7 separate regions of the Mus musculus genome follow, and regions 1, 3, 4, 5, 6 and 7 are each linked to region 2. Evidence: chromatin loops called from intact Hi-C (ENCODE). Cell type or tissue: heart. All regions are shown on one strand. Region 1 has its middle 34 kb from the start of E030025P04Rik. Region 2 overlaps Axin2 (axin 2). Region 3 overlaps Cep112 (centrosomal protein 112). Region 4 overlaps Gm36876 (a long non-coding RNA gene). Region 5 holds the start of Gna13 (guanine nucleotide binding protein, alpha 13). Region 6 holds the start of Cep112 (centrosomal protein 112). Region 7 overlaps Gm36876 (a long non-coding RNA gene).

Region 1 (4,000 bases), 250 kb before region 2:
TGACAAGAAAGCATAGTCCCTTCTCTCTGGGAGTATAACTGTCATACTCAGTTACATAGGTTGCACACTTCACAACTGCAGGCTGTCCTGTTCTCATTCTCCTCCATCAAATAGTTGCTCTGCACAGGAGCCACAATGTATGGCAATAGCCAGGTCAAGGTTGGGTGGGGCGGCGTGTGGATAATTGCAGGACTGTAATCATTGCGGACACAATCTGGCTTATCTGAGTGGCTCTGGGTGTATCCCTGTGCCATATCACAAAGCACCAGGAAGTCCTGACAGTGGCGCCTGGAAGCCTGCCCTGTCTGAGGCGGGTTCTTGAGGGTGTGTCGGCAGAGGCATCGCCCGGTCCACTCGGCTCTGACCATCCTCTAGCATTACGGGAAGTGTTGAGTTCCCTGGTGATGTGGAAAACTTATCAATCCTCCTTGTGGGGGTGTCTGTCTTACGTGTCTTTCTTCTCTACCCACAGGAGGCCAGTGGCACCTTTCATTTTAAAGTGTGAGCATCCAAACTGTCCCGATTGTCCCCAGGGACTGAAGTTGTTCAGGTAGGAAAGGCAATGTGTGTGGAGGTCAGCATCCTCTACCATGTGGCCAGCAGCCACATGCAGGTCAGATATGGTCCAACCTGAGATGTGTGCTCTGACAACCAAATAGACCCCAGAGTTTGGTCAGCCAGTCTGATGGTAAATGTAACACACCTCATTGACAATTTTAAAGCATTGATTCCATGTTAAAAGAACAGTACTTTGCATCTTCTTGGGTAATTCAAGTATTCTATGACATCCGTTTCATCTATTCCTTTCTATTCTTTAGTGTGTTGGGGTGTATGCAGGCATATGTGCACAGCTGCCCAACGTGGTTGCTGGGAACCAACCTTACGTGGATAGTGGGAACTGAGGTTGGTTCGCCTGAGTTCCTGCGACAGCTGGTTACACAGTCCTCCTGCGTAACTGCCCTAGAGCTGCTCCATCAGTTGTTCAGCCCTGCTCTTCCTTCTGGGGTACCCCAGGCTCAGTGCTCTGATCCCATCCCATTAAACCTCCATCAAAGAAGCATCCATGGCTATCTCATGATGCCCCAAGGAAGCCCAAGAAACCCTCTTTCTGGGACACTATCTCCTTGACTGTCTTGTAGGTTGGTGAGGTGAGTTTCTAGCATGTGGCTATCTCTCTGTCTCTCTCCTCCCCATAGCTCAACGTTGGAACTGTATTTTATTTGAATGACATCAGCTCACCAGAAGAGAGAGAGAGAGAGAGAGAGAGAGAGAGAGAGAGAGAGAGACAGAGAGACAGAGAGACAGAGAGACAGAGAGACAGAGAGACAGAGAGAATGCCCCAGGGATTGTTTTACCCATTCAGAGCACAGCCTACAGCAGGTCAGCCTGCCCTGAGCCATCTTGTTCCTCCGTCTGCGTTCCAGAAAGTCACCCATTGTCCATCTGCCTGTGAATGCTTCTGCCCAGAGCCTTCTGGACGTTTTGGCCACGCTATGATCAACCTCACATAGTGGCTGATGCTTTCTCATCAAAGCTGTCCCTTCCCTTTGATTTTTGTCTTTAGGGCAGGATGACAAAGACAAAGGATAAAGGTCCTCTCTGGTCTTCTTAGTTCAGGCTGAGAATAGAGAAGAATGAAGAGGGAGTTTTATAAAAACTGCTGTGTGCACCAGGTTGAAGAACCTGGGCGGGTTCCCAGGGCTTCTGGGCCCTCTGCTTAGGATAGCCAGTAGGTGGCTCTGCTACACAGTTAGGTGACATGAACCAGAAAGCAGGTCTGGAAAGCTAACTCTTCCTGTAACAGGCTGCCTGGGAGTGTTCTGAGGGTTCCTGGGGCTGCCTTCTTGGGAGAAGGGAGGAGAGACACGTTAGGGTTCAGGGGGAATAGTGAAGATTAGAAACACAAGACAAAGTGTAGGGACAGAGCGACGGACAGGTGTGCACAGAGGGAAGGAGCCAGCAGGCCAAAGAAGCCCCAAGAGAGGGCCAGTTCTGTAGGGAGCATGGTCAAAGGTGGCAGGTTAGGAGGAAATTCACATCCCCAGGAGGGAGGCAGAGTCTGGGTTTGATTCTCTACTCTTATTCTAGCTGTAGGGCTTTGGGCAAATGCCCCAGTCTCTGCTTCCTACCCTGTGAACTGAAGATCTAATGCCATTACAGGGTTGTTGGACCATTTAAATGAGAGTCCAGGAGAGAGAGACCTGCCACAAGATAGACATTAGAACTATTTGGTATGGCACCTTGTTGGACACGCGTTAATCAACACCGGCTAAGCAGTGTGCACTGTGCTATGGCCTACATCCTTCTGGACACTCAGGAACTTTTATTTATCTACAGGGGACCAGGCTATCAGGAGACATTGGCTACAAACCTGCATGGCCTTCACCACTCACCTGTCCAAGCCCCACTAAAGAAGCAACTAGGGGACTCGGAAACCAGATTCTTTCAAATTGGAAAGGCTGTAGAGATGTGGTCACTGAGAACAGGCCTGTTTCAGGGCATCAAGAGGAGCCACCATTTATCACAGGAAGAGTCACTGTGTGGGTGGGGAACACTTTAGAAGAAGGGAGGCCACATCCTGGAAGCTGGGATTTCTTCCTTCCTGAGATGTGTGGACAGGAACATGGTCCACCAGGGGACCGGAGGGCTTCTGGCTTAGGGAAGCTCAGGGGCCTTAGCATCCACACCCTAATGCTGCCACTGGTCATGTAGGGCAAGCGACATTAACCCCTTTAGAGCTTACTGCCTGCCATGGAGTTGTAAGTCATCAGTGAATCAGCCTGGGGAGTGCCGGGTAGAGCATGACATCACCACGAGGCAGAGGAAGTGAAGAGGATTGTTAAGATCTCATCATTCCACACGATTTCATTTTAATTCACCTTCGCTTTCAGGGAGGGTCACGGCAGGTCAAAACCATGAAGGGAACTGAATAAATACACATATGCACACACATACCACCTCCCTCCTGGGCGGAGTTATTGCTCATGGCAAGTCTGGGGTGGGGCTTGTCTCTTGGCTTTAAGTCAAATGTTTCTGAAAATTGTTATAACTCAGGCCAGTGGGATGGCTCATCGTGTGAAGGTAGCTGGTTACTTGAGTCAGATTCCCCAATATCCACGAAAAGATGAAGGAGAGAATCAACTTCATAGAGTTGTCCTATCTATACCATGGCAAGAACACTCTGCCTGCCATGAACACACACACACACACACACACACACCACTACCACCACCACCATCATCATCGTCATCAACAACAACAATAATAAATGAAATACAAATGTAAAAAGTATTATAGCTCTTTAGTCTGATGCTCAGGATATAACCCCAAACTGCATTTCTCTAAACATTTGTCAAAGGAATGGCCATGGATCATAGAAATAGAATTTTATAGATAACTAAATTTGGGAAATGTTGAGATAGAAAAACAACCAGAGGGCTCTTTTTAATTTGTTAATTACTATTATTTTACAGTGGAAACGATCAGAGAAGCTCTGAATAGTCTCTAAGTGTGGTGGCACTCCCAAAGGCCAGTATAGTAAAAACACAAACATTTTAAAAATTACACTGTGTGTGCATGCATGTGTGTGTGTGTGTGTAGCGGGGGGCATGTGCTATGGCACACCTTGAGTGGAAGCCAGAGGAAAACCTATAGGTCCTGGTCCTGTCCTTGTCCTGAACCATGTGGATCCTGGGGACCAAACTCCAGTTGCCAGGCTTGGTGGTTAAGTGTCGTTACTTCAGGAGCCATCTCTTTGCTCTGAGAAGTCTTTCTTTTTATGGTTCTGTTTATTTCGAAGACAGGGTATCACTCTGTAGCTCTCGACAGCCTAGAGCTCCATATATAGACCAGGCTAGCCTCAAACTCACTGAGATCTGCCTGTCTCTGCCTCCCAAGTGCTGGAACTAAAAGCGTGCGTCGCCATGCCCCACCTGAAATGTTATTCTTGTAGGAATCAAGCGCCCCCCTTCTTGTTGTCTCAGATGCTTCCTGGAGCTAA
Region 2 (4,000 bases):
TCAGAGAACAGGAAGGCCTTGTGGCCGGCACAGGACAGTCTGCTGGGCCCCTGGGATTTTAAGCCAGGCCAGAGCAGAAGGCCCAAGGGGAGGTAGATGAACCCTGCCCAGGGCCAGGGCAGAAGGGGCAGAAAGGGACGCACACAGGGAGCTCTCTGAATGCTCATCTCTGTATCCTCCCCCTCTTAAAATAAGTGTGGGCCTAGCGCCTTAGCTCACAGCCCTGGCTCCACACAGCTCTAACACACCTCAACGCTGGCAGGGGAAGGGGTGTTGTTTGTGTGAGGGGTTAGGACACACGCTCCCACCAGCAGGTCACTTATGCCCTTAGCTATTTATAGAGACCATCAAGGGCCTGGGCAACCCACTCAACCAGGCACAAACCAGAGCCCTTCCCTCCAAGGGTAATTTCTGCTCTTCCGTCCAAACTATTTATATTAAACCCGACACCAAATCGGTAAGGGTACAAACAAGTCGTTAAAATCTTAGGCTCCTTTGAGTGCCCACATAAACACAGGGCTTGGAAGGCTGGCCGGTGCCTTGGGCACCCAGTGGCCAAGATGACAGTGTGCAGCTGAGGTAGACTGGCCCCTCAGCAGGTTCAAGCTGCTTCCTTCATTCACTTCACTGGGTAGCCTCCTCAACTTGGCTCCAGCGGGATGAGTGAGCTGTGAGCAGATGGGGGTGGGGGAGACTCAACTCTAAGAGGGGGGGGGGCTGGTCCCTGTGTTCCAATAATGCTGAAAGGCAGACTTTTAAAAGTTCAAAAAATAGAGAAAGTAGGGGAGGGGGGATCTAAAATATTATAATGAGGAATGGGCTAAAACCTTCAGAGTTGCCATTTAAAACAGCCATGTGCTAACCTTGCTGCCCTTTTTGGAGACCCAATTATTATTGTTAATTATACTAATTATAACACTTAACATCTTTTCAAAATGTTTCCCTTTACAAAAGCCTTTCATGTTTATGACTCTGATCCTAAGAACAACCTTAGGACACGGACAGGAGGGGACGGTGCCCACCCACCTCACAGATGGGACCATGAAAGTGAGAAAGTTTTCTACCCAAGCAATGCTATGGCGAGGCTGGAACTGGCCTTTCAGAGACACTGTACTAGGAGGAGAGCTTGCGTGTTAGAAAGAAGTAAGGGCCACCTGGGCGTGTCCAGGTAAATATGTCATTCCAGCGTTAACAGTAGGAGAACACGTGCTTGACCCAGTGTGGAAGCTAACGGGGTCACTCAAGAGCTGTCCTCCATTCATTCATCAATGGTCTCCACAGTTCCCAGCGCCTTGCCTGGAGAGCACTTTCTTACTGCTGACCCTGGGAAACCGCACTGTGTGCTATTTACAACGGTGACACTCTGGGCCTGACACTGAAAGCACAGAAGACCCTCTGTCAGAAGACTGCTGGGGAAGCAGCCTTACCACAGGCCTTAAGGAGTCTCATCACTGGCTGCCAGGCTGCGGGGGCAGGAAGCCAACGGCCAAGTTTACCTACAAGTCTTGCAATGGAGAGGGACAAGGGATGCAGGTGCCCGTGTGCACCCAGCTACAGCAGCCCCAACAGCCTCAAGCAAACAGCCTAGCTCTGCAAGCCAAGAGCCACTAGCCACTCCCCCCTCCTGTGATCCTACACTTGCCTTCAGAAAGTCAAGCCAGTTCCATTTAGGTGTAGACCAGATGTCTGAAAATTGGTTAAGTTCACTCCCAAAGCTGCAAGAGCGCCCTCTGGTGACTGGAGAGCAAGCCCTTCCCCTACTTGCCAGCAGCAGTCAAAACTGGAGATCTCATGCCTACATCATGCAGGACCTGATGGTGGAAACCCAAGAGGCTCCAGATCAGCAGTCAGGAGCGTACCCCCTCCAGCTGCTGCAGGACACTGGAGGCCACGCCCCGCAAAGCCAGCGAGATCTCCAGAGACCCTGTGCAGATCATATCCTGAGTCCCTGACACGGAGAAATGCACAGGGACAGAAGAATAAAGCCATGCAGATAGCAATCCAGTGTGACCGACCCCCCCTCCCCCCCCCACACACACCTCCCGTCCTGCATGTCACAGGCAACAGACTAAAATTATAATAGGTGCATCCTCTTCTGGGATCGCCAGAAGCAAAGGGCAGGGAAATGCATTCTAACAGGTCTGAAGTTGCCTGCAAGGACCAAGTATCTTGAGACTTAGTCAATCTATAATGGGCTGTTTGTTTTAGAATCTTTGAAAAGAGAAAGTGGTCTGGACGGCCAGGTTCCCCCTCCCCTACACACACACACTTCTCTATCAGCACTAAGCAACAAACCATCAACTGATGTCTGACCCTGGGGGCTCAAATGCATTTGAAAGCTGGATTAATAGCCCAGCAGACTCCAAAGTGTGGGCTCCTTCATAGGAGAAAGTCTCAGGGCCTTCCCCAAGTTAGTCAGAAGGCTTCCTTCCTTCCTGGGAAATACCGAATTCTACAAAGGGAACTGCAAAACTCAGTTGCAGTCGCTAGCAGTTCCACTCATATCCCCCCCCACGCCCCCTCCCCCAGTGCACACCATAACCCAGCTGCCCCTCCCCCCAAGCCAGAGTCATTCTACTTTGATGATTAGCAGTGGAATGACCTCTTCCCAAACTGGCGCTTAGTAGGTCTAGTGACTCAGAGGCATCAAAAGCTGCTGTATTCATATCCTCTCTTCCTCTTTTCCTCTCTCCCCACAGCCCAGGATAATAAGTAACCATATTAATAAACACTGCTTGCCACCGTTTGAAGTTAGCACTGGAAGGCTGCAGGTACTCAGCTATGTCTGCATTGCAACTCCCCCCCCACCCCCCCCCCACACACAAACAACAAAACATGAGATCAAAGGGTTCCTAGCCAGAAGCCCTAGCTCTCAATCAACCCTTTTCAGCCTCCCCCAGCCTAGCCAGCCACCACCTACCCACCCTTACAGAAGACATCTGCAAAGCTAGCTCATCTTCCAGGCCCTGTCCCCGATGCTCACCCCCATTCCCATTCCCACCCCAGCCCAGCCCAGTCCAAGCCTCACCTGAATCCGTTTTCAGCTGTTTCCGTGGATCTCACACTCGCGGTGGCCCGAAGAGTTTTGCTGGACAAGCCAACCACGGTGGGTGAGAGTTTGCACTTGAGGTCGGCACACGTCCACTCCTCTTCTTCATTCAAGGTGGGGAGGTAGCCACATAAGACCTTTAGGCTCCCCAGTCCCCCGTTACTCATGTAAGCTGTGTTTTCCCCCCCACTCCTCACATATTCCAGGTAAATGTCAGAAGTCAAGAACACCTGGTAGGCATTTTCCTCCATCACTGCCTGGATCTCGGTCTGTGCCTGGTCAAACATGACCGAGCCGATCTGTTGCTTCTTGATGCCATCTCGTATGTAGGTCTTGGTGGCGGGCTTCAGCTGCTTGGAGACAACGCTGTTGTTCTCAATGTACCTCTTATAGATTGCTTTGGCCACTCGCAAAGTTTTGGTATCCTTCAGGTTCATCTGCCTGAACCCATTACAAGCAAACCAGAAGTCCAGCGTATCCACACATTTCTCCCTCTCCAGGAAAGTCCGGAAGAGGTATGCACCATCCTGGTCACCCAACAAGGAGTGTAAAGACTTGGTCCACCTGGTCAAAGGGGAATCGGGGGAGGCCCGCCCCTCGGGCTCCCCCAGTCCATCTTCATTCCGCCTAGCATTAGAGGAAACGGGCATAGGTTTGGTGGACTGGACCTTGCCCACACTAGGCTGACACGGTGGGGTCTCCCCTTCTTCTCCCGGAACCGGGGGCCGCGGAGCATCCTCGCGGAAGCTGCTGCTGGGATCTGGAAGGAGAGTCACTAACACGGCGCTACTCATGGTGAGGGAGAGCGTCTCACTGAGTTTGGATTTTGTTTTGCTTTTTTTCCCTCCTCCTCCTTTTTCTTCTTCCAGTTCCTCTCAGCAATCGGCTTGGTCTCTCTTAAGTCAGCAGGGGCTCATGTGAGCCTCCTCTCTGGAAAGAAAAGGAGGGGGG
Region 3 (4,000 bases), 170 kb after region 2:
TAAATACTCACTGTCTCAGAGATGGGTACAGACGAGTGCTGTTATCAGAGTAAGGCTATCTTCCATTTGACATTCCTTTAGTATGTGTGTTTCTGGCATCAATTGATCTTTAGTTTATGAAATGATTACCGTGCCTGATAGTTACTGGTTTTTTTCCCACGGCCTTTCCCTTAATGTCTTGAAGAAAAATAGCATGCTTGCACATTTCCAAATTTTGTAGAGAAATTTCATCAGTCTTTAAGCACCTCAAAGCATGGTGTCTGATGAAAAAATTCCAACTTTCCTCTAGATCTCTTCCTTGGTTTTCTTCTTCCTTTTCCTACTGAAATATTCACACACCTAAGGTTGCTAACAGTTATTAAATGTTTTAGTACATACAAGGCACTATGTGCTTTGGCTATTAATTTTACTTACTAGTTAACAGTGTCTTAAGAAGTAGGTAATAATCTTTCCTTGACTAATGAGGAAACTAGATTCCAGTGGTGGCAGGTAAACTCCCTGAAGGACACACAGGTGGCACCACTGTCTGGTATGCCAACCCAGCCTGTGGACTCCTGGGCTTTTCTACACGCTAGCATTTAATTTGCTCTAATGTCACCTGACCAGTCTTCTGCACACACTCTGTAGCTCAGCCTAAGTTTACACTCTGTTCACACTCTTGTGAGTTAAGCACTTGTATTAGCCAGCTTCCATCTTACTGTCTCTATCTTCCATTTCAAATAAAGCAAAAGAAGCACGATGCCAAATTGCAATTTTTCATGTTTCTGTTTCAACGTTAACTTGGGAGTGCTCAGATCTCTTTCAGCTGGTTATAAGCATCATCTTGGCAGACTGACAAGGGCATTTCTTCCTAAGGGCTGGAATAATGGCAACCATGCCATAATCATCTTTCACATGAACACATATGACTATTCAATTAGAGACTTCTGGGTTTCTTAATGGTTTGTGAATTATATAACACGCTCATTTTAGAAACAATTACAGAATTAACATTTCCTGATAACCATATTCAAAGTTTTGCTGTATTGGGAAGGTGAAGCACTGGGGCAGGCTGGTATGTCAAAGGTCAAGCTTGCCACTTTGAAGTCAGATCCAGGCTGAGTCCTGGCTTAGTCACTTGCTAACTCCTATGAGCTCATCTCTCTGATCTCTGTTTTCTACCCTCTACTGCTGAGCTACATCCTTAGCCAGCTCTTAACTCTCCGTTTTCTCAACTGGAAAACGGAGCCAATACGGAAGACTGAATAAAGTCACTAGGTTTTTGCCCAGGAATGTTGGGTATTGCCATCTGTTCTGTTGCTCCTTTTATGAGGCATTCATAAAATGTTACATGAATTTCACTTTATACACCATTGTACACAGGCAACGACACTAAAGCCAAACTTAAAATCACTAGACAGGAAAACTGTAAAACTAAATGGTTTAGTTATTCATTTACCAAATGAAGGTAACCACTGGTTACATCTAGGAGAACTCACGGTACTCCAGAGGTTTGATGCTCCCTAACTGAAGCTATTGGAAAATGGACCAACTCGTGCAGCAAAAGTACTGCCAGCATCACCCCTCAAGCAGAGGTGGCGTTTTAACTGTTAGTCTTCCTTGTAGGAAAACAGCCAGAGTTAACCAGCCAGCGATGGATGCAGGGATTCTTTTCCTTCCTCCAGAAGAAGCCAGCAGTTGAGCTTATAATTTAACCTAGAATTGTATGTCATTTTAAATTAGTTAACAAGCTAGCTCATGGGTGCAACAAGTTAGAATATTGAAAAAAAAAAAGGGAAAAACAGATGTTATCAACCTGCTTACATCACAAATGTAGGTGTGTATCTCCTGCCCTTGTGAAATGTGTTTCGGCCTGGGCTTGCTCAGTGTGCTAGCTAGTTTTACAACATCTTTGTGTGTGTGTGTGTGTGTGTGTGTGTGTGTGTGTGTGTGAGAACATTAAGGTGTGTGTGTGTAGTATGTTGGTTCAAATGGTTCAATATGTACAATTATTCCTAATTTAATAAGACCGAAGTATTAAAAACATATTTTATTTATCTACCCATAAAAATAGCATACTAATCCATGAAAAACTGACAAGAATTCGATTTAACTCTGAAGTACAAAGGCTTTGTTGTGTTTGTCGGTTTCCCTTTTGCGTTTGCTTTTGGATTGATTGTTTTCTTTTGTGTCTTTGGCTCATGCTTACCTGAGAAGATTTGGCAAGCTTCTGAGTGTATTCCTTCTCGATCTGCTTCAGCCTGCTGTTGGCCTGCAAAACACACGTACACGAACACACACACAGTGACCTGTGAGCTTGGTATCTCTTCCACATGCCTATCACCAGGCAGCTGGGATGCCTGCCAGCTGCACCGCCCTTCTGGGCAGCCAGAAAACCACAGGGCTCGTCTTTGATCTGACGCCAACTATTCATCACTGAAGAAGCAAGCAAGAAAAAAAGATCTCTCCTGCCAATTATTAGACAAACATAAGACTTCTGTGGATAGAAAGAAAAAGGGAGAAGGAGAGACAGAAATAGACACAGCAAGTGTGGCGGCTCAAAGGTAAAGGAAGGGAGAATGAAGAGCAGGAAGGGAAAGGGAGACAAATGGGACAGGGAACTGGCAGAGGAGGAAGGGAAGGAAGGGGGTGAATTGAATGCTCTTCACCTTAGCTGAAAAGGAAAATAAGTGCGCTCAGACAAAGACAGGCGTGAAAAGTTCAGACCACTAAGCAGAGTTGAGCCCCTACTTGGCTGAACACACAAGAGCAATCTTTTGAAGTGACAAATATATCTAAATCAAAGTTTTCTCTCCTGGAACTAGGGTAGCCTTCCCAGAATAAGTCCACACTGCTTAGAACGTGATTGTCCTCCTGCCACTCAAGCCTTGGTCTCTTAGATGTGACCCTCTTCCTGCTCTCTGGGAGTGCTTGAGATCTTCAACCTTTCCTTGGTGCTCAGATAGGCGAGAGTGACCCACCCTATCCAGGGCCCCTTCCCTGTCAAGCACACAGACCTTCATTTCTTGGAAATGGTTTCAGCATGTCTGCTCATCTATCCAGCTTCTCTGTTTTGTCATCTCTTCACTGTTTCTATTTTCCATATCTTTGTCTTGATTTCTCTTAGAGTTTCCTCACCTTTTACTTTAAGACATTCTATGGGATTAGAAACAACTGTCAAAGTAGCTGGAATTTCTATCGGTTCTTTCTTTTCTTTGAAGCAGCATCATTATGAACTCCCACTTTATAAGTGAGGAAACTGAGGCACAAAGTGTTTTGGCAACCTGCCTATCACCATATAGTACAGAAAATGATGGAGCTGAGACTTAACATCTGCCCCAAACACACACACACACACACACACACACACACACACACACACACACACACACCAAACTCAGTAGCTATTTTAACATTCATCCCAAACTCTAAGTCACAGTCCATGCCCTTTTTTCTTTTCTCTTCTCCTCTTTCTTTCCCTTTTCCCTTCCCTCTTCCCTTCCCTTCCCTTCCCCTTCCCTCCCATCTTCCTTCCTTCCTTCCTTCCTTCCTTCCTTCCTTCCTTCCTTCTTTCTTTTCTAGTGCTGTGGCTCAAACTCAGAGGTTCTAAATGGGACATCTATGTCACATGCCTTCTCCTAAGGTCCAGGGATCATTCAGGAGGAAGGTGCAGAAAGACTGTAAAAGCCAGAAGAGGTGGATGACTGTATTAAAATTGTTTTCTGGCCACAATTGGCAGTCAAACATGAACTCACAGTGCCTTGTCAGCAAGCCCAAGATCTGCACAAGATCATTCGAGACAAAATCCTAGCAGGCAGTGGGGGAGGTATCGGGAAGCCCCACCCTTAGCTGAGGAACTGTTGGCAATTGATGGCGAAGAGGGGGAAGAATCCGTTTTCTTTGGGGAATAATACTCTTGAATGTGTATACATGCTCCAGTAATGACCCCAAACCCCTGCATATATTGGCAGCACTAAGAGAATATAAGAAATTGGGAGGGAACCGTGGTAGGAGACACAGG
Region 4 (4,000 bases), 110 kb before region 2:
GTTGGGTGTTTCCCAGCTTGCTGCTGCTGCTGCTGCTGCTGCTGCTGCTTCTCCTGCTCCTGCTCCTGCCCCTGCCCCCGCCCCCGCCCCCGCCCCCCCGCTCCCGCTCCTGCTCCAGCTATCACCCTAAGTCAGCCCTGCTTAACCTGGCAAGCATGTTGCACCAGGGACTGAAATTGTCTTTGTCTGGGGATAACTGTGCTTTATAATGTGTTGAGCAATACTCTTGGTCCCTATTTACCTTAGGACAGTAGCAACCCTTTACCCATGACAATCAAAGATGTCTTCATCATGTGTGTCCAACTTATGGGTCTTATGAAGCTACATGCAGCCTTGCTCAGGTATGAAACTAAGCATAAAACATAGTCATAAATTTTGGTCTTATGATAGCTCTTTCAACTGATTCATGCAGTTCTTAGGAGTGACATTCTGTCGATGACAACATTGCACTGTGATGTCCCCAGGTTGGACACAGGCTAGGGAGATGATGACTCAGTCTAAGAAGAAATCAGCTTGCCAGCTCCAGGAGCAGAATTCTCTGCCCAGAACCCATGCTTCAAAAGCTGGATGTGTTGGCATGAATCTGTAACCCCCACTCTGGGGAGACGGAGACACATGTATTCCTTGAGTCTTTTACTGAGTTGTAGGCCAGTGGAAAACGCTGCTCAGAAGAAAGAAAAGAAGAACAGTGTGTGAGGAACAATATCCAAGGTTGACCTGCACATGGACAAGCACAGATGTGCTCTCTCTCTCTCTCTCTCTCTCTCTCTCTCACACACACACACACACACACACACACACACAGAGAGAGAGAGAGAGAGAGAGAGAGAGAGAGAGAGAGAGAGAGAGAAGGTTTGATGTGCCCACAAGTTAGATGTTATCAAATGTCTCTATAGACAACATTCTCCCCACCTCTGAGGCCTCTCTGATTTGAAGGGCAGAGGAGGCTAAGGAGGAGGAATGTTAATCCAAACTGACACAGCAGCGCCTCCTCACCAACAAGTTGCTATGCATGAGCTTTTGCTATGATTTCTGGGGGAACCCAACATAGGACATCCAAGTTTCTAAGTGGCTTCTCCTCTAGAGAGAAGTCACCAGAAAAGGAGGTGCCATTATGTGCTGGTCACATGGTGTGCCTTAGAGTTCTGTCAACTTGACACCATTGGAAGTCGTCAATTAAGAAAATGCCTCCATCAGACAGTCAGTGAGGCATCTTCCTGATCAGTGCTGATGTGAGAAGGGGTTCTAGCCCTGGGCAGGGGGTCTGAGGTCATACGAGAAAGCCGACTGAGCAGGCCATGGGAATCAAGACAGTAAGCAGACCTCCATGGCCTCTGCTTCAGGCCCTGCCTTGATTTTCTGCTCTCTCTCATTTCCCCTTATGATAAATTATGACTGGGACATGTAAGGGGAAATGAACCCTGTGCTGCCCACGTTTCTTTTGGTCATGGTCTTTATTACAGTGATAAAAAGCTAACTAGAACTCATGACATGCCCAGAATGTCCCTTCTTTTGGGGAGAAAAATTACCTTTTTTTTTTTTTTTTTTTTAATGTATGTGTTTTGCCTGTATGTATGTCTGGGCACCACATGGATGCAGTACTGGAAGGGGCCAGAAGAGGGCATGGGATCACCTGGGACTGATGTGAGTCACCTACCATTTGAAAATCTAACCAAAGTCCAGCAGCCCCATGTCTGTTCTCCTAAAACGTCTCTTGTATCAGTAACTATGCTGACAAACAGACAAAATATCGACAGTTTCTCTCTCTCTCTCTCTCTCTCTCTCTCTCTCTCTCTCTCTCTCTCTCTCTCTCTCTCTCTCTCTCTCTCCAGACTAACCTCCTGGCAAAGAGCCCCCTTAGAACTCAGTTGCACTTGCTCTCACTAACCTCGCAGCCTATCTGGGCCCCAGAAAAACTTCCAAGACATTGCAATGCAGTGGACAACACTGTCATGTGTTGACTCTGTGTATAGAGTCAGCGCAGGTCATTGTCTTATTTTTTGCCTTTCCAGCTACATCAGTTAGCTAGAATGAGGTTCATGAATGATAACAAGTGATAAAAACCTATGAAAGGATTCTGTCACTTTACTGTGATTTGCCCAGCTGACACCGACCAGCGCTGACCAGAACGCTATGTAGTAACAATGACCGGAAACAATTGGACAATCCGTCTGTTTGCAGAGGCAGGATGTGTGTGTTTCAGCCAATACAGGATGTCAGCCAGGCACTGAACATAGCTCTAAGTCAGAAGAGCAACCCGAAAGGGAGGATCTTTAGTCAGGCATGGATCACCTTGCACCTTACTGGGCCCCAGGAAGTAATGCCCTCTCAGGTCTCAGGTCTCTTCAGACACCTCATCTCAGCTTTGATAGTATCTTGTAATTCTTTCATTCTCCGGGAATATCCCTTCCCCTCCTCTTCTTCCCCCTCCTCCTCCTCCTTCCTCCTCCTCCCCCCTTCCTCCTGCTCCTCTTCCTCCTGCTCCTCTTCCTCCTGCTCCTCCTTCTCTTCCTCTTCCCTGTTGCCCATGCCACCTAAGAAAAACCTCAGAATCTCCAGGCTCCTGTCCCTGCTCCTGTTTTGGTAAAAGACAACGGTAGGGAAATCTCTTTGCTCTTCGTTTCTTTTGATCTGTAAGCTACCAATGCTATTTCACAATAAATGAAGAAGAAAATCACCCTTCCTGCTTGTCCCCACTTGCCTCCAGACATCCAAAAGTTGAAGCTTAGGAGCCAGGGAGAAAGCTTAGCCAGATCTGAGTTCAATCTGAGCTCAAAGCCAACACAAAACAGATCTGCGCACTGGGCTTTGGTAGCACACTTGCAATCCGCATGCTGTGCAGGAGAAGACAGTACATCCTGGGGGCTGTCTAGTCTAATTCGTGAACTCTGGGCTGACGGGAGTTGAAGAAATAAGGCAGATGACACCTGAGGTTGTCCTCTGACCTACACGCACCACGTGCATACCTCTACATATGTATGCCCACATACACATGTACATACACACACTCACACAGAACTCAATGTTAACAAAATGGATGCTGTTTCCAGTGTCAAAGAGAGCAAATGCCCTAAGGCCATGGGGCCAGGGTCTTCTGCTTTCTCCTTCTTTCCCCACATTCTCAATGCCTCCCTATTCTTGCACATTTCTTTTGTGAGTAGAGCCACTTCCCCACCACCTGACAGCAGCCTGCTGGCCACAGCTGGTTGGTTTAGGAGTATCCCTCCTCTGAACACTCTGAATTCCTCTGTCAGAAACTACGAACTGTAAGTATCCACTTCCTGGTACAACAACACACATCCTGTTTGTTTGGCGACTACATTTACACTCTGTCTGCCTGTGACCTCTATATCATCTATCTACAGATCCATCTATCATATATAATATATATATATATATATATATCCATTATCCGTTTGCCATCTAATCACCTATTGCCTATGATCTATCATCCACCTATCTATCTATCTATCTATCTATCTATCTATCTATCTATTATCTAATCTATCTACCTATCCACCCATCTACCTACCTACCTATCTACCTACTATTATCTATCTATCTATCTATCTATCTATCTATCTATCTATCTATCTATCTCTCTATCTATCCATCTATCTATCTATCTATCTCCCTATCTATCTGTCTGTCTGTCTATCTATCTATCTATCTATCTACCTATCTATCTATCTATCTATCTATCTCCCTATCTATCTATCTCCCTATCTATCTATCTATCTATCTACCTACCTATCTATCTATCTATCTATCTCCCTATCTATCTATCTATCTATCTATCTATCTATCTGTCTGTCTGTCTATCTATCTACCTATCATCTATCTACCAATCATCTGTCTATCTATCTATCTATCTATCTATCTATCTATCTACCTACTTATCATCTATCTACCTACTTATCATCTATCTATCTATCTATCTATCTATCTATCTATCTAATCTATCTATCTACCTATCCACCCATCTACCTACCTACCTATC
Region 5 (4,000 bases), 440 kb before region 2:
GGCCTAGGAAGCCCAAAGCTGGAAGGGTAACATACCCGGTTACTAGGGTCACCCACCAGGGACGGGCAGAAAGGAAAGAAGGATAGGAAGGGATAGGGAGTGTAGGACCTGGGGCTACTGATGGGTGGTCTTGCCCGGAGTGCAGGGAGGACACAAGTTGCCCCGCTGCCCCGAGTCACCCTACTCGCCGCACTTCCCTCTTGGAGGGGGCGAGGCCAGCCGCGGAGTGCTGGGCCGACCGTGACCCTCACCGGGGTAGCACGGGGGGGACAGCGGGGCGTCCCGGATCGAAGGGACCAGGGCAACAGGGCGCACAGAACGGTGCCCAAGGCGCGCCCACCCGCTCGCCCGTCCGATCTGATCCCGTTCGGTCTCCTCCGACTGGGGACCCGGCGGATGAGGGCGGTGCCCGGCCCGGCTCCCCAGGGGTCCCCGAGCCCCGCCGCGCCCCGCACCTTTGATCACGTTGCTGTAGATGGTGGGGCGGAACTCCTCGCGCGCGCGCTGGTCGAAGTCCTGGCCGTGGATGATCCGCATCTGCTTCAGGAAGGTGGACTTGCCGCTCTCGCCCGCGCCCAGCAGCAGGATCTTCACCAGCCGCTTCACGTAGGTCTTCTCCCGCGACAGGCATTTGTCGATCTCCTTGGACTTGCGCTGCTGCTCGGCCTCGCCGTTCGTCAGCACGCAGCCCGGGAAGCACACGGACAGCACGGAGCGCGACGGCAGGAAGTCCGCCATCTTGCCGCCGCCGCCGCCTCGGCGGGCCCCTGCGGCTCCTCCACCTCCTCCTCCGGCAGCGGGCGGCTCCGGCAAGGCGGCTGGAGGGCGGGGAGCGCAGCGGCGGCCCGAGCGCGCCCGGGGAGGGAGGGAACCCGAGGACTGACTCGCCAGGGCGGGCCGCGCCGGCCGGGGGAGGGTGGGAGGGAGGGAGGGAGGGAGGGAGGGCGGGCCCGGGGAGGGGCGGCGGCCCTCTGGGCGTGCGCGTGCCCGCTGCCTTTCGGGTACGCGCACGCAGGCACGCCGAGCGGAGGAGGGAGCGGCAGCGGCGGGAGTCACGCGCTCCTGTGCAGCCGGGAGCGCGCTCGGAGAGCGGCGGAGCCCGGGTCACGTGGGCCAGGCTGGGCGCGCGCGCCTGCGGATCCAGAGTTTCTGTTTCCCTTTAGTGCCACCGCTTCCCGGAGCCCCGAGGCGAGTAAGCAAAGCCCATCCTGACCCCTTTCCGCTGGGGCATCTTTCTCACTACAGATCCCACTGCCCTTTCCCATAGTTACTCGCCCGCCGCTTGCTGTCACCTTCACGCGACCTATTTTGAGACCATTGGCTGGGACATCCCCGCACCCGACCAGTGCAAGCCTTCCTTCGTTACAGTTTGCCTTGTTTTGTTTTGTTTTGTTTTAACTCTTGAGACAAGATCCCTGCGGCCCAAGTTGGCTTAAATTTGTGACAATCGTCTTGCTTCAGCCTCCCTGTCCGTTTCTGGTATTACCGGCAGGCAAGAGCTTTCCTTCAAGATCGTGCGTTTAATTAGCAGCGACCCTTCCCCGCCCCCTTGTCATCCTAACCATCCCGAATCTGGAAGGATAAGTAGATGTCAGATGTCGTTATTGATCAACACCTCACCCTAGCAGCTCAGGGCACTATTGATAACCTGCCCTGGTTTGAGGGGAAGTTGGAGTTGATGTTCTCGTGAGATGTGCCAGGAAGGTCGCTGGCGGCTGGCTCACTCATTAGATTCCCATCCGAGCTGCACTTGTGACTTGGGTAATGCCTTCTGAGGTCAGTGAATGGTGGAGAGGGTGAGGTCATGTTGAAAATCCCCCTAAACCGGACACTCTGATGCACGTTCTTCCCAAGGAAGCAGATAAGCGCTCAGCCTAGGACTGCAGCAGGCACATTTTGGGTTTCCTGCCGGATTACAGAGGATATGACAGACAAGAAACTTTTTTTTTTCTGTCATACCAGCAGATCAGGCCAGAACACCTGAAAAAGAGACTCCTGGGGAACACGTGACTAGTGACAGCTGAATGACTGTAGCAAGGACCTCAGAAGCCAACTTCTTCATTCTTGTCAGTTTCAAAGTTGATGCCTGTCTGGTTTTGCTCCTGGGACCTGACTCGTGTGCAACTTGGGAACTTCCTGTGTGTTAGGGAGTTGGGGTAAAGAGGTCAACACCGTGACATGCACAAGTTTAAAATTTTAAAAACCAGCACTATAAGTCAGTCCATCAGTTACTGTCCATTTGGGCCAATGACTGGGTAGCTCACGACTCACTCACTACACTGGCTGCAGTAAACAATACATGTAGTAGAATTGTCTCCTGTTACATCCACTGAGACCGCGAGCGGACCTGAGCCCACAGAGTAGGCTGTGTGCAAAGTAGGCTGAGCTCGCATCCAGCATCTGTGGATTGCTAAAGTCAGGACTGATTTGTGACCAAAGTCTGTCATAGATGGTTGATCTCTGTATATACCTTGATCACTGTTAGGGATACCCTGTTCTAGGGCCGTGAAAAGGCCAGCTTCTACCCAGGACAGGTAGACACCAAGGCCCTGAATTACCTCCATGTTCTAGTCCGAATTCATTAGCAGAAACAGAGGAGGGAAATGCGTACGTTAGATTAAGCATCTTCGTTTTCCTGAGGTGTACACAACAGAGTGGAAAAGCAAGGATGCCTAGGAGGCAGGAAGGGATTCCTGCCTGGCCAGTTCTTGTCGGGACATGTAACACAGCAGGGAGGCTGTTCAAAGTCCTGAGTGGAACCTCGCCTTGGAACAAATTTGGCTCGGGTTGAGCCTGGCTGCCCTAATCAGGGTTTCTGAAAAGAAACGTTTAAAGCCCGGGCTGGGGTTTGGCTGCTTTGTGTAACTGGTGATCAAGACACTTTGTAAATCATAAGCATAAAAGTGAGTCCGTTTAGTGGTTCTTCAAAAGCTAAACATAGAACTACCACGTGACCAGGCAGGTCCACTCCGAGGTGTGTACCCTCAGAAAACCCAGCACGCTGCTCAGGCAAAAACGTGGACACCCATGGTCCTGGCAGCGCTGTTAAGAACAACAACAAAATAAATGAATACCACTTAAGACGACCCAAATGCCCATTGGCAAATGAATGGCTAAACAAAATGTGATTCATCCAAGCAACAGATCGTGCAGTCATAAAAAAGAGTAAAAGTGCCGAAAGAAGGGGCTGAGGAGGTGGCTCCGTGATTTATGTGCCTGCTGTTCAAGCAGGAGGGCTGTAGCCCGGATCTCCCGGAGCCCACAAAAATGCCAGGTGGGCTGGGTGGCTTGGAAGACAGAGACAGGATTCCCAGAGCTGGCTGACTAGCTAGATTACCTCAAGCAGCCAGTTCTGGGTCCAAGTGAGAGATTCTGTCTCAACGGATAATGTGCACTCACAAGTCCACACATGTGCCCCTCCCTACAGGTGCGCACATACGCCACACATACACTGATACATGTTACAAGAATCAGCTTGGAAAATATCACCCTCAGTGTGGGAGGCACTCATGGTATGGTTTGGATTCTGTGAAATGTCCAGACTAAGTAAACCCACAGAAACAGAAAGAAGTAGTTGCCAGGGCTTGAGAAGCAGGGGCGAATGGGGAGTACTTAATGAATTGTTTTGAGTATTTGGAAAACAGATAGTGGCGGTGGTGACAGACCACTGTGACTGTACCAAGTGCTGAGCTGCGTATGTGGAAATGGCCAAACCATATGTAAAGTGGATCTCAGCATGGAAGGAAGAAAAGGTGAATTAAGGAAGAGCTTTGTTACATAAATGATACTTGACATCAGCTGACGCTGGAGTTCTGGAAGTATTGCAGTCTGTAACATTAATGAAAGAAAGGGCCGCTATGTAGCATCTAATGAATGAGAATGCTACAGTGTGCAACCTGTCCCGAATGGCAGCGCCACTGTGTTTAAACTGTGGTGGTGGAAGTGATTTGCAGCAGAAGGGGCTGCCTTCCCTTACACTGTCATGGCACTGGCGATATTT
Region 6 (4,000 bases), 500 kb after region 2:
GACAGGAAGAACGGGCTTCTCTAGTAACCAGTAAGAAGCTGGGCCAAGGGGTGGCACGGCAATTCCAGCACCGGAAGGAAGGGCAGAGCCAGGTGGCTCCCTAGAGCTCACTAGCCAGCCAGCTAAGCTTAATCAGGGAGCCCAGGTCCAAGTGACAGACTCTCTTTAAAATAAGTTGGACAGTTCCTGAAAATATCTGAGGTCAAGTTTGACCCCTGGCCTCCAAATCTGTGTGCATGCCAAACCCACGTAAAAACAGAGCCGGAGTGATACATAGTGAAGCTAAAAGTCTGCTTTTCCTTGCCCCTATTCATTCGCCAACAACAAAAAATATATAAATTAACATCTCAATTTTTGAAGGAATTCCTGCTACACAAATTACATTGTGCACATAAATTATGTCTAGCTGTTGAAAAGGTTTTTATACTATTCCTCAGATCTTTGAATTTAAGGTATCAAGATAGAAAAATAAAAGCCTGGCACTGTGGTGTGTGCTGACTCTTGGGAGGCAGAAGCAGGTATGTCTGTGAGTTCATGGCCAGCCTGGTCTACATAATGTGAATTCCAGAACAGCCAGAGCTATGGAGAAAAACCATTTAAAAAAAAACTGTAAAATAAGTAAAGCTCTATTCTGGCTTAGGATTAAATTACTCATAGTATGCCTTTCACTGATACCGACTACAATGTGACTATTGCATATACAAAAGGAATAAAAAGGAATTCCTCAGAAGGAATAAAAGAAGTTGGGTGGCTCTCCTTTTAGTTATATTCTGTATTTATACTGCCTTTTATTTAACTCATTAGTCTCGCCTTTAAAAAAAATCCATTTCTTTGTGGACAGCTATGAAATATGAAATGGGCTAAGACCTTCTTAGGGTTCCTGGCTGCCACAGAAGTCAGCAAACCTCAAGCAAGCCAGCAATAGTAACATCCTTAAAAAGGAGAGACACACTTCATATGCAGAGCATGCCCCTCGCCAAGCGCAATCTATTCCTGAAAGTTGTGTAAATGCTTTTTGTTCCATCAGATTATATGTTGAGTATATTGTGAAGAATAACACAGAAGCCCTGAAACGCCAACAAATCAACAAGGGTTACCCGGGCACATTTGGGGGTTTTGGTTGTTTTGCCTTTTTTGAAGGAAGGGGGGACAGAAGCCTTCCCAGAAGACACTGGGCTGCCAGCTAAGCTTAATCAGGGAGCCCAGGTCCAAGTGAGAGACTCTCTTTAAAACAAGTTGGACAGTTCCTGAAAATATCTGAGGTCAAGACTATGAGTGTCATAACTGTATCCCGGCATGTCATCAAATGCACCTAACTTGACAGGAACAGTTCCCATTGTCCTTTACAGGCCTGAAGCTGGGGCTTAACAGTGTGCAGGACCTGACCCAAATCCAAGAGACAATCCTGGACCTGAATACTGCACAATTATCCTCCTCTCCGCTTTGCTGGGCATTGGAGAGGTGGTCGCTGTGTAATGAGGTTCACTGGCATTTTGATTGCCTTTTCTATCTTACTTTCATGTATCTTTAAATAGGAAATGCAAATCATAAAAATACCAGCATACTGATGGGGGGGGGGGTACTCAGGAGGCAGAGGCAGGTGGATCTCTGTGAATTCCACTCTGTCTCGAAGATGAAACAAAGGTCAGCGGTCCTATTTATTTGCTCTCTGGATCACTACACTCTATGTCCCCACAAAGGGCAAGGACTCCAGGCTGGGTCCCCAAAGGGCAGGGACTCCAGTCTGGGTCCTTGCAAGTTCACTGTTCATCAGGACTTTCTCGGAGTCGGCCTGCAGTCTGATTCTCCTCCTCTGACTGATCTGACAGCACCTAAGAACTGCAGCGGTCCGGTTCCTGGCGGTCACTTCCTCCGCCCGAGTGGGCACCGGGAGCGGCGCCTGTGTGGCCCACCCAGGCCCGGGCCGCTCTCCTACCTGCTCCAGGACACAGACCTCTTCTCACAACCGCAAGCCCCCTACCTCGGGGTTCTGGGTCCCGCCATGCCGCCTGCCCAAACTTTCCTGAGAACTTTTCCCTGGCCGTCGCTCGGCTGCTGACCCCGCCGGCGCGCGCGCCACACAGGCCGCAAGCGCGGGTCCCGGGCCTGCGGGCGACGCCCCTCCCCGGGCCAACCCGCACGCGCGGGGGCTCCATCCCGCGCAAAATTCCACTCAGAACCTGGGAGTAGGAGGCGGGTGGGGATTGTCGATGGGAGAAACAAGAGAGAGAGAACCTGGCGCCCCAACAAGCAAGCCGTCCACTCGGCCGCCGACGCCCAGCCGCCACAGCCAAACGGTTTCAAATCCTTGCGGGCCGTCCAGCAAACCGGGGGCGGGACTAGCAAACTCGCCTGTCCCGCCCCCTCGAGCTGCGGCTGGCATTCAACTCTGTTGCCATGGCGACGCTCCGGGTTAGGTCTGTCACTGCTCCTCAAGTCCGAGGGGGCGGGAATTTCCGCCCTTCGGGCAGTTCGCATGCTAAGGGCGGAGACTTCCCTCCTCACTGTTTCCCCACCCTCCGAGAAATGGCGCCAGCAAGCAGCTCCGTTGCTATGGTAACTGTCTAGTCTACTGCGCAGGCGCCGAGCTCGTGGTTTTAGCCCATCTCCCCAGAACGGTTAGTTTCCAGGCTTAATCTTCTGTGATCCCTGGACTATACAGTGGATGCTGCATCTTCCTGACTTCTTACTCAGTCGCTTGTGAGCACTTTAAAGATTGAGGAGAAAGAACAAGAAAAACTCAAAAGTGATGGAACTACTGGACAGTAATTGGCAGAAAAGCCTGTCGTTTGAACAGACATCACCGTTGAGTAAGTCCGAAGCATGAAAATTTACCCTTGTTAGTTCACACTCCAGAGGTGAATTATTCAAAACAACGAGCAGGATATTTACATTTGTTATTTAGAACCATCATAAGTCTGAAAACACTAACCCTGCAAGATCCTGAACTGAAATTTAAAAGCTTTCTGTTTAACACTCTGTACAGAATAGTACCATCAAGTAGGGGAGAAAATGTATTTTTGCGCTTCCCAGGAAGTCTGGTGGACCTCGGGCGGTCAACTTTGCTGTGTACTGGTGTTCTTTGATCTTTTACGTTTCTGGAAGCTCTGAACTGGATAATTTAAAATACCAACAGAAACAAAATTTAAATTGTAAAAAACACTCCCTTCAATGAAATGCAGTGTGCCGCTGCTTTTCACCTAAGTTCACAATAGAATCCCTCTGCAGAGTCTTTGCGATGCACTCAGTGTGGTGCCAAACCTCAATTGAAGCACAGCTTGAAGCATCTTTTCAAGTTTACATAAGGAAAGTAGAGGAGTCGCTTGTTTGCAATTAGCTGTTTTCAGCTTCCAGAAGAAGACTACGTTCTTTCAAGGTGCACTTTGGAATCCACCTCCCTGGAAGAGACAGCAATTGTTCATTATTTCAGAGGCAATTTGTACTACAGAAGAAAGAATGCTTTCAAGAATATTTGGTTTCCAAAAGCATTATTTGAGCACACTCGCAGCTGAGCGATTGTCCCACAATCCAGATCGTTGGTACTAAGAATCAGATTGTAAAACCCACGTATGCAGAAATGAGACGAGTCAGAGACCACTTGGAAGAGGTGCACTTACTGATCAAAGGATACAGACTTCCAAGTAGAAGAAAGAAATTCAAGAGGACTAAAGTCACCATTCAACGTGGTGACTATGGGCCATAACTATATTGTACATTTTGAAGGATGACTTTAAATCTATATTTATGGACAGAAAACTTAGCAGTGTACAATTAACCTAGTTCAGTGGCAAGTTCTTTTCCAGCTTGAAAATGGGAACCATAGGTCACCCAGTGGTGGCAGATCTCCTTGTACCTGGCTTTGTCATTGGTCCTGATAGCTTCTACCAGCTTATCTTTTGTCTCACGAGTTAATCTGGGTGCAGGCCACAGTGGTGCGTGCCTTGCTGTGGGCCAGCCACCCCAGCTTGGCCTTCTCTTTGATGCTGCTGCACGGAATCCC
Region 7 (4,000 bases), 73 kb before region 2:
TCATTTATGGTTTGTATAACCCCTTGGAATATGATCTAGGTTTTAGAAGTCTGTTAAGCAATTAAGCAGTTCTGTTATAAAAGGGGCTTGAATGCCTTTGACTCTGTCGCCATTCTGAAATGATGATGACCCCAGCATGCTATTTGTTTCTGCAGAATAAATGCTCTTTGTTTTTGCATACTATCTGAGTCTGGGGTCTTCCTTCAGCAAATTTTGGACATTTACATTTGGTGCATTGGCTGAAAACACTGGGATCCCCCTTGACTCAATAGCAGAGCTTTTTTTTTTTTTTTTTTTTTTTTTTTTGAGAGCATTTGACTCCACTGATCAGTGAGTTGGGGCACACCTCTGTGTGCTGTGTGTGTCTTGTCTTTGTCGTGTTCTGAGTAGTCTTTTAGTCTGAGTAGTGTTCAGTATGGAGTGATTTCTTTTGTCTGCACAACCTGGAGGCCAATGGAGATAGGGCAAACACACTGTAAACTCCCTCCTGGCTGGGGGGCTCAGAAAACACTCCACAGCCCCCTCCAGTTGGCGATAGCTTCATTCTGACATTCTGACCCAGGTCTTAGTTAAAGCTAACGGGTTCTTCCCAGCCAGTGGAGTCCACCCCAGGGATAGGCCACCATCTCTGGACTCCTGTTAGTTGGAGTCAGAGAACACCAATTTGACACAGGCTTCTGGTAGGACCCTTTTGATTGGCAGAGCCCATTTTGGGGGTAGGTTGCCATCAGCTTTCTTTTCTGGACCCTTGTAGGCTTGTTTTCATGTTTCTGTGCTTGTGTTTTATTTGTTCTTTTTATTCTTTTCTTGAGAACTACCATATAGCAGACCACCAGCTCCACCCCCACTGGACCTAGTCCAGTCACACATTGAAGACTTCAAACACCTACGAGGAACTTGGGCTTAACTGTATGGTCGGGAGACTGACTGTTTTTTGCAGGAAGAGTAGCCAGCTTTCAATGTGGGGCAGCCAGAAGAAGGCACTTTCTACCTCTCTACTATCTACTTGGTTAAAGGTATTGTGTATGGAAACCCTGGGCACTCTGACCAGGTCCATACATCACTGTCTCACACGCAGCATCTGGTGAAGAGCCCTTCCTCTTGGCTGAAACCTTTCCTACTTCCAACCCTGGTGGTTTTGCAGGTCAAGGAGATGGAATCGCCAAATAATCATAAGCCAGCAGTCCTAACCCCCATTGGCTCTGGAGGAAAACTCCTTCCTGCCCCATTATCACCCTATCCCGGTGCACGCCCAACCCTTACACCTTAATCCTTGAGGACCTGGACTCAGGTAAGATTGACCTGTTTCCTGTTTATGTGTCCTCCTTATTACAATAAGGGCCTCAAACTTTCTTCCTACTTCCCCCCGTGCAGATAATATATCTCTAAGCTAGTGGTGGTATGAAGACTCCACATGGGCCCTTTGTTTCACCTTAATGCATGTTATACCAATGGTGCACACGTGTAAAAACTGACTTGTGATGACCAGGAGGTATGCCATGTTGATGCAATAATGCGCTTAAATGGATGCCACGGAAAATACATCTCTTAGCTTAGGCTGGTCTCAGAAATGACGCCAACTTAAATGATATTCACTGGGTGGGGGAGAGGAAGCATCATGATGGAAAACAAAGGTGGAGAAATGGTCACTGGTCATGTAAACCATTATTCACTGCTCAATTGGTCAGTTTGGGTCTTGTTGTTGTGTGATACTTGAACTAACTGGTGGTGGGAGAGGGAAGACAATCACATGTGCCCACACACTGTAGGTAGAGATAACCATGAAGCTTGGGTGACAAAACCGATGCCTGGAAAAGGAAACAAAACACTCTAGCCCTGTACAGACTTGTTGGTGATTCGCCACTAGAGTCAGGAGGTCATGAACAAGATGCTCCAGCCAGCCCCCTAGTGCACTGGGACTTGGCTTTTGTAGCTGCAGCATGCTCTGACCTAGTAAGATAAGCAGCCACAGATGGAGCAACTCAAATACCAAGACAGCTTGGCTCAGCACCCACTGGGAGAAGACTTGATCTCCACACATCAGCCTCAACTCTGGACTCTCGCCTGGCAGAAGAACTGAGAATCTGGGGCTGCTCTGCTCACTGTTCCCAGTGCCAAGGCACTGAGGTAGCCAGTGACCAGAAACATCTCAGTTTAAAGTAGAGGAGGAGTCCAGAACCAAGATGGTAGCCCTCACCTCCATCCCCACCCCCATACTCTGATTTTTTTTCTCAGTCCTGTCCGGTTTCCTGGGGTCATGCATCTGTCCTGGTGCTTGGAACACAGGAAAGGGGGGATGGATAAAAGTTGCATTGAACTTGATGACTTTGAATAAAACCTGGTAACAGCCACCACTGGGCATTAGTTTACTCCCTTTGTAAGGGAAACCAAGGCTTTCATCTTCCTGAGAAACAGAGCTTCCAGCCACTGAAAGACATTTCCGTCACAAAAACCATACAAAACCATGGCATCTTCGTGAGCCTATTAGGGCTACCATAACAAAATACCACAGGCTGAGCGACTTAAATAGCACAAAAGTTTTGTACCAGTTCTAGAGGGTAGATAGCCAACCTTGGTTGGATTTCTACAGAAGCTCTGAGAGAGAGAGAGAGAAAGAGAGAGAGAGAGAGAGAGAGAGAGAGAGAGAGAGAGAGAGAGAGAGAGAGAGAGAGAGAGATCTAGCTGCTGGGTCTTCCACATAACTCCTTAATTTTGTCAGCATTCCACTGGTCTCTGACTTCCCAGTAATATGGTGTACTCTTTGCATATCTGTCATCCTCACACAGCCAGCCATGTTGGACTCATTGTCCAATAGCATCTCGACTCAATTACATCTGCAATTACTCTATTTCCAAGCAAAGACATGGTCACAGCTTCACAGCTTCTTAGTCACAGCCTCCTTAAGTGTGGTCATGATCAAGGTTGGCCCATGGCACCTGTGTGTAAGCAGCATGTAGGAATGGCACTGGTGTGCCAGCTCTGCCTTTCTTTCATTTCTCTTCTGCCATCTTGGAGACAATGGACACGATGGCTGGAGCTACAGCTGCCATCTTAGACCAAAAGGCAACTCTGAAAGTCATGCATAAGAAACTAAAAGGAGCCTGGTCCTCGGGGCTCTCTAGCTCACAATCCCCACCCTAATGCTAGGCCTCCTTCCACTGGACATTCATGGAAAGGAGGAATAAGTAGCATCTTAGTTAAGATGCCATCGCTGTGGAGCTGTGTTACTGAACTGAATCCAAACGAATATAAATGGGTCCCTTTCCTATCTTATAATAAGTGATTGATCACTACAGTGTTCCTGGGTGAGATTCGGTGTTGCTGAGACACTAAGAGAGACCCATCTTCATTGGCAGCCATGTCTAGACTTTTCCCTGTCTTTGGGGTTGAAAGTTTTGCTGAAGAACCACAGAGGCTGGCATTATTCCTTCAGACCCATGTCCCTGTGTAAGTAGCAAGCAGCCTGTGACTCCAGATAAAGAGCCTGATGCCCTCCTGTGAGCATGACAGAATATATTCCTAAAGCCTTTCATGTAGTTCATGTAGCTTGTTTCCCTCTAGATTGATGAAGGTGGGTGACAAAGAGGAGGAGGAAAATAGAAAAAAGCAGAACCATTCCCAGAATCACATCAACTCCTCTGCTAGCCTCACCAAAGGAACACAGTTCCTCTGGGGACATGTGCGACATGTGCACAGCCACACAGACTCAGTCACCTGCTGGCCAGGGGACCCTGCTCCCACTTTTCACTGGTATTTCTCAGCTATAGAGGTCAACTTTAAGAAAATGTTGTCTGAGTTTCACAGCCAGAGCCCACCCTAAACTTATATTTAACTTCTCCAAACCCTGTATCTACCTTACTATTGTAGAAAACTATGAACCCCCAGGGCCACACATAAGCTGTTCTGAGTTGTGTCTACAAGACTCCCACAGTATGAGAAACACAAGGTGGTAGGAAAAGAATATGCTTCGTGGCTTTAAGGAGATTGAGATGCCACTCCA

The links. A loop is a pair of places that touch in the nucleus more often than their neighbours do. Peaks named below come from ENCODE experiments on the same cell type or tissue, not always from the same donor. Only the 100,000 strongest peaks of a DNase experiment are listed, where the experiment ranks them.
Region 1: it touches region 2 in a loop (9-fold over the local background); 18 of 42 quality-filtered maps call a loop at or near these places.
Region 3: a loop joins it to region 2, with 2.7 times the contacts of the local background. A loop is called at or near these places in 3 of 42 quality-filtered maps.
Region 4: a loop joins it to region 2, with 7 times the contacts of the local background. A loop is called at or near these places in 25 of 42 quality-filtered maps.
Region 5: a loop joins it to region 2, with 3.0 times the contacts of the local background. A loop is called at or near these places in 2 of 42 quality-filtered maps.
Region 6: it touches region 2 in a loop (2.4-fold over the local background); 2 of 42 quality-filtered maps call a loop at or near these places.
Region 7: it touches region 2 in a loop (2.1-fold over the local background); 6 of 42 quality-filtered maps call a loop at or near these places.

The regions. Positions count from the first base shown.
Region 1 is chr11:109,176,758-109,180,757 of GRCm38, reverse strand. No RefSeq gene overlaps it. Among named protein-coding and RNA genes, the nearest start is that of E030025P04Rik, 34 kb to the right of the region's middle. In heart, a CTCF peak has its summit at 1,719 (motif pointing right); no DNase peak of the experiment used is centred here; H3K4me3 peaks cover 191 bases; H3K27me3 peaks cover 1,081 bases.
Region 2 is chr11:108,923,131-108,927,130 of GRCm38, reverse strand. It overlaps Axin2 (axin 2), which reads right to left. Exons shown (of 11, transcript NM_015732.4): 2 at 3,029-3,979. The coding sequence starts at 3,843. Among named protein-coding and RNA genes, the nearest start is that of Axin2, 4.8 kb to the right of the region's middle. In heart, a CTCF peak has its summit at 1,730 (motif pointing left); a DNase peak (open chromatin) is centred at 1,740; H3K4me3 peaks cover 3,367 bases; H3K27ac peaks cover 2,229 bases; H3K27me3 peaks cover 1,207 bases.
Region 3 is chr11:108,750,829-108,754,828 of GRCm38, reverse strand. Cep112 (centrosomal protein 112) reads right to left here. Exons shown (of 27, transcript NM_001373899.1): 22 at 2,189-2,251. Among named protein-coding and RNA genes, the nearest start is that of Cep112it, 65 kb to the left of the region's middle. In heart, a CTCF peak has its summit at 2,370; a DNase peak (open chromatin) is centred at 2,328; H3K27ac peaks cover 259 bases.
Region 4 is chr11:109,028,262-109,032,261 of GRCm38, reverse strand. The region is part of intron 3 of Gm36876 (a long non-coding RNA gene); the gene reads right to left. Among named protein-coding and RNA genes, the nearest start is that of Gm24149, 37 kb to the left of the region's middle. In heart, a CTCF peak has its summit at 1,606 (motif pointing right); no DNase peak of the experiment used is centred here; H3K27me3 peaks cover 350 bases.
Region 5 is chr11:109,359,712-109,363,711 of GRCm38, reverse strand. It overlaps Gna13 (guanine nucleotide binding protein, alpha 13), which reads right to left and starts at 918. Exons shown (of 4, transcript NM_010303.3): 1 at 456-918. The coding sequence starts at 738. Gm11696 (predicted gene 11696) reads left to right here and starts at 58. Exons shown (of 2, transcript NR_038097.1): 1 at 58-606. In heart, a CTCF peak has its summit at 1,899; DNase peaks (open chromatin) are centred at 171, 511, 971, 1,751 and 1 weaker place; H3K4me3 peaks cover 2,139 bases; H3K27ac peaks cover 1,982 bases.
Region 6 is chr11:108,423,587-108,427,586 of GRCm38, reverse strand. It overlaps Cep112 (centrosomal protein 112), which reads right to left and starts at 2,321. Exons shown (of 27, transcript NM_001373899.1): 1 at 2,236-2,321. In heart, no CTCF peak of the experiment used is centred here; a DNase peak (open chromatin) is centred at 2,486; H3K4me3 peaks cover 2,202 bases; H3K27ac peaks cover 1,308 bases; H3K27me3 peaks cover 213 bases.
Region 7 is chr11:108,995,982-108,999,981 of GRCm38, reverse strand. All of the region lies in intron 3 of Gm36876 (a long non-coding RNA gene), which reads right to left. Among named protein-coding and RNA genes, the nearest start is that of Gm36876, 17 kb to the right of the region's middle. In heart, no CTCF peak of the experiment used is centred here; a DNase peak (open chromatin) is centred at 1,981.